Linked DNA regions of Homo sapiens: region 1 is linked to region 2. The links are chromatin contacts, found by Hi-C in ENCODE. All regions are on one chromosome and are shown on one strand. The core of a region is the stretch at or near the end of the contact, and the rest is flanking DNA. Distances in the headings are between cores, read along the strand shown. Region 1 holds the start of LINC02620 (long intergenic non-protein coding RNA 2620). Region 2 overlaps GSTO2 (glutathione S-transferase omega 2).

The links. Hi-C counts contacts between places; a loop is a spot of excess contacts on that map. Pooled maps may share reads with other maps.
Region 1: a loop to region 2 is called in a map of GM12878, with 2.9 times the contacts of the local background. The contact joins the promoter of LINC02620 here to the enhancer-like site in region 2. A Hi-C loop is called at or near these places in 1 of 168 maps with a recorded cell type or tissue (GM12878), 1 of 37 single-sample maps with no recorded cell type and 4 of 50 pooled maps.

What each region holds. Positions count from the first base shown.
Region 1 is chr10:104,479,009-104,482,170 of GRCh38, forward strand. LINC02620 (long intergenic non-protein coding RNA 2620) reads right to left here and starts at 1,267. Exons shown (of 3, transcript NR_120624.1): 1 at 1,125-1,267. RefSeq lists enhancers at 1,851-2,352, 2,353-2,852.
Region 2 is chr10:104,298,438-104,301,587 of GRCh38, forward strand. It overlaps GSTO2 (glutathione S-transferase omega 2), which reads left to right. Exons shown (of 7, transcript NM_183239.2): 7 at 691-3,150. The coding sequence ends at 847. Among named protein-coding and RNA genes, the nearest start is that of ITPRIP-AS1, 23 kb to the right of the region's middle. RefSeq lists enhancers at 796-1,995, 1,812-2,313, 2,314-2,813. Within about 2 kb of position 1,699, at least 24 of the 41 ENCODE cell types and tissues checked have a DNase peak (open chromatin) inside an H3K27ac peak, as active enhancers do.

The sequences.
Region 1 (3,162 bases), core at 17-2,516, 180 kb after region 2:
CCATCCTGGCTAACACGGTGAAACCCCGTTTCTACTAAAAATACAAAAAATTAGCCGGGTGTGATGGCGGGCGCCTGTAGTCCCAGCTACTCCGGAGGCTGAGGCAGGAGAATGGCGTGAACCTGGGAGGCGGAGCTTGCAGTGAGCCGAGATCATGCCACTGCACTCCAGCCTAGGTGACAGAGTGAGACTCCGTCTCAAAAAAAAAAAAAAAAAAATTATACAAGCAATAAATTTTCATTGCAGAAAGATTAGAAAACATGATACATAGTAAGGGTAAAAAGTCACACCTAGCATTTAGGCATAAGCATTGTTAATATTTTGGCACATCCTTCCATACTTTTCCATGCATCCTTATTGAGAGTTGCATATTCTAGGGCTTGAGAATAATTCATTATTTTAGGAACTTAGGGCCTTGCAAGAGCAATTGTTATTCAGATTTTATTTTGAGCAGGAGAAAGCAGAAAACCCTGTTCCTGTAAAACCAGGAGTGGGTGGGCAGGGGTGGGCATGTGACCCAGTCTCAGCAAATCAGATAATTACAACCCCTTGGATACAATGATTGGTCTGGAGTGTCTGGAGTAGGCATGTGAACCACACAGGGCTAGCAAGTTTTTTCCTGGAATTGATGAACAGTAGGAGAAAAAGTCCCTCTTTATGCTGAGATAGCTCAATGGGGAAGAGAGGCAAGAAGCCTGATGTCTGCTTGACTGCCACGTGGCAGAGAGCGTGCCTGAGAGAAAGGCCCAGCAGGGCAGAGATAGACGGGAAGCGGGAAGGGGAGGGGGCGGGGGGGGGGTGGGAGAGAGAGAGAGAGAGAGAGAGAGAGAGAGAGAGAGAGAGAGAGAGAGAGAGAGAGAGAGAGAGAGAGAGAGAGAGAGAGAGAGAGAGAGAGAGAGAACGAGAACAGTTGGCATTGTTTGAGCCCTTGGATCCATCCATCCTTAAGATTCCCAGTTATGTTAGCCAACTAAACTTCACTTTCGCTTAATCTAGTTTAAGTTGGTTTATGCCAAATATAACCAAGAGTTCTGGCTCAACCACTTCCCTAGCTCCTTGGGAATAGGGCCCTGTCTAGCCTGGTCTCTGAGCACACTGCCTGCCCCATGGCCTGCGTGACTCACCGAGTTATCTTCTTCTTGGTGCTCAGGACGTGCTTTTCTCCCTTTCATTCTGCCTTAACAATTTCAGCTTCCAGCTCTGCATTGGTGACAATGGGCTAGTCTCTTCTTGGGAAAAGAAGAGCCCAAAACACCATTTGGCAACCAGCTTAAGGGTGGGACCTGTGACTTCCCTCACAGCTGATGGGGTCAGATGGGTGGGCAGGCCCAGTTTTGATTAATATGCCTATAAAGTGGAATTCTGGGACTGACCTCCACTCAACTCAAGCAACACAAAGATAATTGACCTTTGGAAACTGCCTCTGGCAGTCTTTTTATTATTTTTATAGGAAGTCCTGCAAACCAATTACATCTCACAATGGGCCTTTTATGGTGCTATTAGTTTAATGCAGCTTTCCGAGAAATTAGCCCTCAGGGAGCCTGAAATTCTAGAGGAAAAAAAAGCCCTCCATGGACTTATTTGACTTTTGGATTAGCAGGAAAAATGGATTGGTAGTGCAGTATTCCCTATAGTAACTTTTGGCAGTTTGAGCCATCTAACCAAGGTACCAAATTCCCATTTTGGGACCCTGGTGTCTGCCCCAAGCAAAAGGAAAAAATAAATTTGAAAAAGAATAAGCTGTCTCTTTAAAGAATTCAGTCTACAAATCAAAGAGGGTTTATTCCCCTCTTAGTCTGAGGTTAAAGAAGAATGGGAGTGAGAAAATTGAAATAGCACTTCTGTTTGAAGGTCTGGGTTTTTCTGAATGTGAAATTACAGGTGTCTGTCTCAGATCATCACGTTGGCTTTGGTACCTCTCACCCAGCCACAGTTATTTGCAGAGTGATGGCTCTGGGGCCTTTGTCACAGGGTCAGGCTGTGGGTCTGGGCTGGAGAGAGAGGAGATATCATCTTAGAAATGTCACGCTGCCCTCACCTAGGGAGCAAGTGCATGGGGTTTCAGGCAGGGCAGAATGGGGGAAGAGAGAGAAGCTAGAAGGTGACAGGAGGACTAAGGACCCTGCCATTTCCTGGAGTCTGACGCCCAGGTTGGTTGTCCAGCTCATCCCTAGGACAGGGAAGGGAACACAGAGCAGGTCCGTGAGGGGCATGGACATGGTATGCCCATGGGAGCTGCTTCCTCCTTAGCCCAGCCCTGACCCTGGAAACCCCAGCCCCACCTCCTCTGTGTCATGTGGTCATCGGCCAGGTACACTGGTGAGCTCACAGTCCTTCTGTCCCCTTTGTCACCTTGAGGATTTTAACCGTTTTCTTACACTCTTTCCCTCCCAGTTTCTGTTTGCTCTGTTCTGACCTCAGCAGTTCCTGGGCTCAGCCAACGAGGGGTTTTTCTGCAAGCACCCAAGACTGCCTGCCTGTGGGCTTCCTCTGGCTGCAGGGGGACCCAGTTTCGCCTGAGCAGGTGGGGCAGGCTGAAATGCCTGGAGTTATCACATGTGGAGCATCCCTCAGCTATTAATGGGAAGGAGGTAGGAGTAACTACCCCAGCTCCCTGACTCCTCTGGTGGGACAACCCTGAAATATGTTCTACGTGGTCTCCCACAGTTCCCCAGTGTGATGGAGTCTCAGTTGTCCCAAATGGTGAACTTCTTATCATACACCCTGTATTTGCCTCCTTCCTTTCCTTGTCTTAGTTCCCCATCTCCTACTGCTGCTTTGCAGGATCACCTCCCAAAGGAACCACCGACCCCCAAACCTTATCTCAGAGCCTGCTTCGGGGGCCACAAGCTGAGCCAGACCTCACACCTTGTTTCCTGGTTCTGCCCTGAGTGTCCCACCTGGGGTCTGGGCCCAATGTGGCTTGTCTTGCACTGTCATGGGCTCTTTTTGGCTCCCTTCTTTACCTTGGATTTGTATGACTTCTTGGGTCATGTCTGATTCAGGCTCCTCCAGGAAATGACCTGGTTGGACTCCCAGGACCCTCCCCTGGCCCATGTAGCTGGAATTCTTGCTGATTTGGGCCCAGCCCTTGCATGGAAGGAATGGAATCTCATTTTTAAGGGAGACATGAATAGAAAGAAAAAAAAAATTTCCCTCTTG
Region 2 (3,150 bases), core at 449-2,948:
AGCTCTCTTTGTCAGGATATTTAAAACTCAATATCAAACATAAAATTTACAAAAGGCTGTATCCTCTGAAGACAGAGCATGGAGTCACAGGTTAGGAAACCTCACTTCTAGTCCTGGATTCCCGACAACCCATTCATATTATCTTCAGCTTATTGCTTTATAAACCCCAGAACTAAATATCCTGGTTGAGCTTTGAAAGAGCCCTGTCGGCTCCATGACTTCAAGGTTTCATCCTTGTTTTATTCATTTAAAAAATGTTTTAGAAATTATTTGTCTTTATTTTTTTATATCTCCTAAAGTAAAATCTGAGAATGACCCAAGAATATTTGTTTCAGAGGGTTGTCTTTTTGTTGGCAAGCAGTGAAGCACATGTAAGTTTCTCAAGCTTTAGAATATATATATATTAAAAAACAAAACAAAAAAAATGAAGCACAGACATGTTATTTTCCCAGAGCCATCAGTCCAAAGTATTTCACTGTATTATTAGAAGCAACAACTTCTAAACATTCAACTATTCCAAAAATAAGATTTTCCTCCAGTAAGTTATCATTCTCACTTGATAATAAGATAACTAAGATAACTTCCCAAATAAACTCATTCTTCATATCTTGCAAATCTAAAAAGCAACGTGCATCCCCTTTCCTGATGCCTACCCCTGCACTGTGCTGACGCTTCTTTCCTGTCTTGCAGCTGTGTGAGCCACACGCCAGCCCTGCGGCTCTGGATATCAGCCATGAAGTGGGACCCCACAGTCTGTGCTCTTCTCATGGATAAGAGCATTTTCCAGGGCTTCTTGAATCTCTATTTTCAGAACAACCCTAATGCCTTTGACTTTGGGCTGTGCTGAGTCTCACTGTCCACCCCTTCGCTGTCCAGAATTCCCCAGCTTGTTGGGAGTCTACGTCACGGCTTGTCTTGGGAACCAATCCGTCTCTCTTTCTTTTCTTTGAAGTTCCCAATAAAATGAAAACAGGAAATGTATTCTTCTGATAATCATTTGTCTGACTCCTCTAGCCTGTAGCTGCTGCTACTGCTGCTTTTTTTTCCTTTTTTTTTTTGAGGCAAGATCTTGCTTCGTTACTCAGGCTGGAGTGCAGTGGGACAGTCGGCTCACTGCAGCCTTGAACTCCTGGGCTCAGTTGATTCTCCCGCCTCAGCCTCCTGAGAAGCTAGGACTACAGGTATGTGTCACCACGCCCAGCTAATTTTTAAAAAAATGTTGTTGAGACAGGGTCTCACTATGTTGCTCAGGCTGGTCTCCATCTCCTGGCCGCAAGCCATCCACCCAACTTGGTCTCCAAAGTGTTGAGATTACAGGCATGAGCCACCTGGCCTGCCTAGCCTGTAGCTTCTAACTATTTTCTAGAAAGTGCCTGGTGCTAATGTCAGAGCACATTTTGGGAGCCTGTGTGCCTCCTAACTCCTTGGCCTTCAGCCTAGTTTGATCTCCAGATTATTGGTGCAGATGCTGATGCTGAGGTTCAGGGTCAACCTATGACTGATGCTTGTCACTACAGAATGGCACCCTCCAAAGACCTCCCTGGTGAAAGCTTAAGAAGAGGGAGAAGGAAGAAGAAAACACTCCAAACCTAAATACCTTCCATTTGGCAAATGAATGTCGCTGTCCACGTGGGCGAGTATGAGTGTAATTCTCCAAACTTTGGCCATGGGCCTGGAGACACCGAGGGTCTTGTGACTGGAAAGAATTCCAAAGCAGGAAATGAAACACCGGTTTATCACCCAGGACTAACTACGTCAGAATTTCACTGGTGCTGTCAGGGCTCAGGATGTCTCACAAAATGTTCTATAGCCGGCATCCTGCCTTAAAAAAATACACACGCCCCAAACCCAGCCACAAGCAAAGGTCATTCCGTTGGATTTGCGTCACACTCTCTTCCAATTCATCTCAACAAATGCCTCTGGTTGCCTGTTGTGTACCAAGCCCAGGGGCACACTGGGGATAAAGTTGAAAAAGACATTGGCTCTGTCCCTGGGAGCCCCCATCTCTCCACTTATCTTGGTTGAGGTTTTAAACCTAGCGCTTTGGAGCTGCTTGTCTGTTGTAGGGATGCTTGTCTCTGATGTGGCCCCTCTGCCAGCTTCGCCAGGCAGTACCACCCCACTGAAGACAGCAAAGAGCTGAGGATGGCTGGTGCCAACAGGTCCCTTGGGCTGGGAGCATCTACTGCCTGCACTATGGGAGGGGGACCAAGTTTGTCCAATGCTGTTTCATCTCAGTGTCTGAGGATCAGCCTGTGATCATTTCAGCTTTGCTCATGCTGGATCCTTTCCCATCCTCCTAGCTGTGCTGAGACACCAGGCAGCAACAGGAGCGATGTTTTGCCTTGTCTGTGCTCCCTAAGGAGCTGTCTGCCACCTCTGCCTCTGAGACAGCCCAAATCAGCCCTCCTCTCTCCCCACGTCTCAGTCTGGCCCTGCCATCTGCTGGCTCTGGGTATATTTTGACCCATGTAAATAGTTACCAGGTGTTACTCTGTGCCAGCTGGACAGAAACAAGCCTGCTTGGTGAGGTGGCCAGAACTTCCAGAAGAGGCAGCGCATGACAGGGGCAGTCTGCCGCACCATCTGCTCCGGATGTGGAGCCCTGTTGCCATGGCACCCTAGTTAATGCTGAGTGAGGTCTGTGAATCACCGTTTTCCTGGGATCTTTGCTCCAAGAAGAGGGGAATCTTCTCCTGTGGCCTCTCATAGGACTTAGGAGATTGATCAGCCTTTTGCCGGTACAAATCCTGCATGCTAGTGAGTGCTTGTCATAAGACCAAAGTTACCACTGATGCAACAGGAAATGGCATGCCTCTGGCTCACCAAAATGAAGGTGTTCTCTTTTGGGGCTCCGCACACTAATTTAGAAAGCTTGAAGAACCAGGAATTATAGAATGGAGAAAAGCACTCATGGGGGAGGTTTGCAGCCTGGTGGCCTATAGCCCAGTTTGGGATTTGAGTGCCTCTTGGCCAGGCATGCTCCCTGCTGTTTACCAGGGTCCTGGTCACCTGCACATCCTTACACTTCCTCCATCTCGCTTCTTTGTCACTTGTCTGACCCACAGAGAAAACTGAGTTATCAATCTTTGAATAAAACTAGAAGGATGTGGCCTGGAGAAAAGAGGGAAGGAGGTAATTAAATAATGC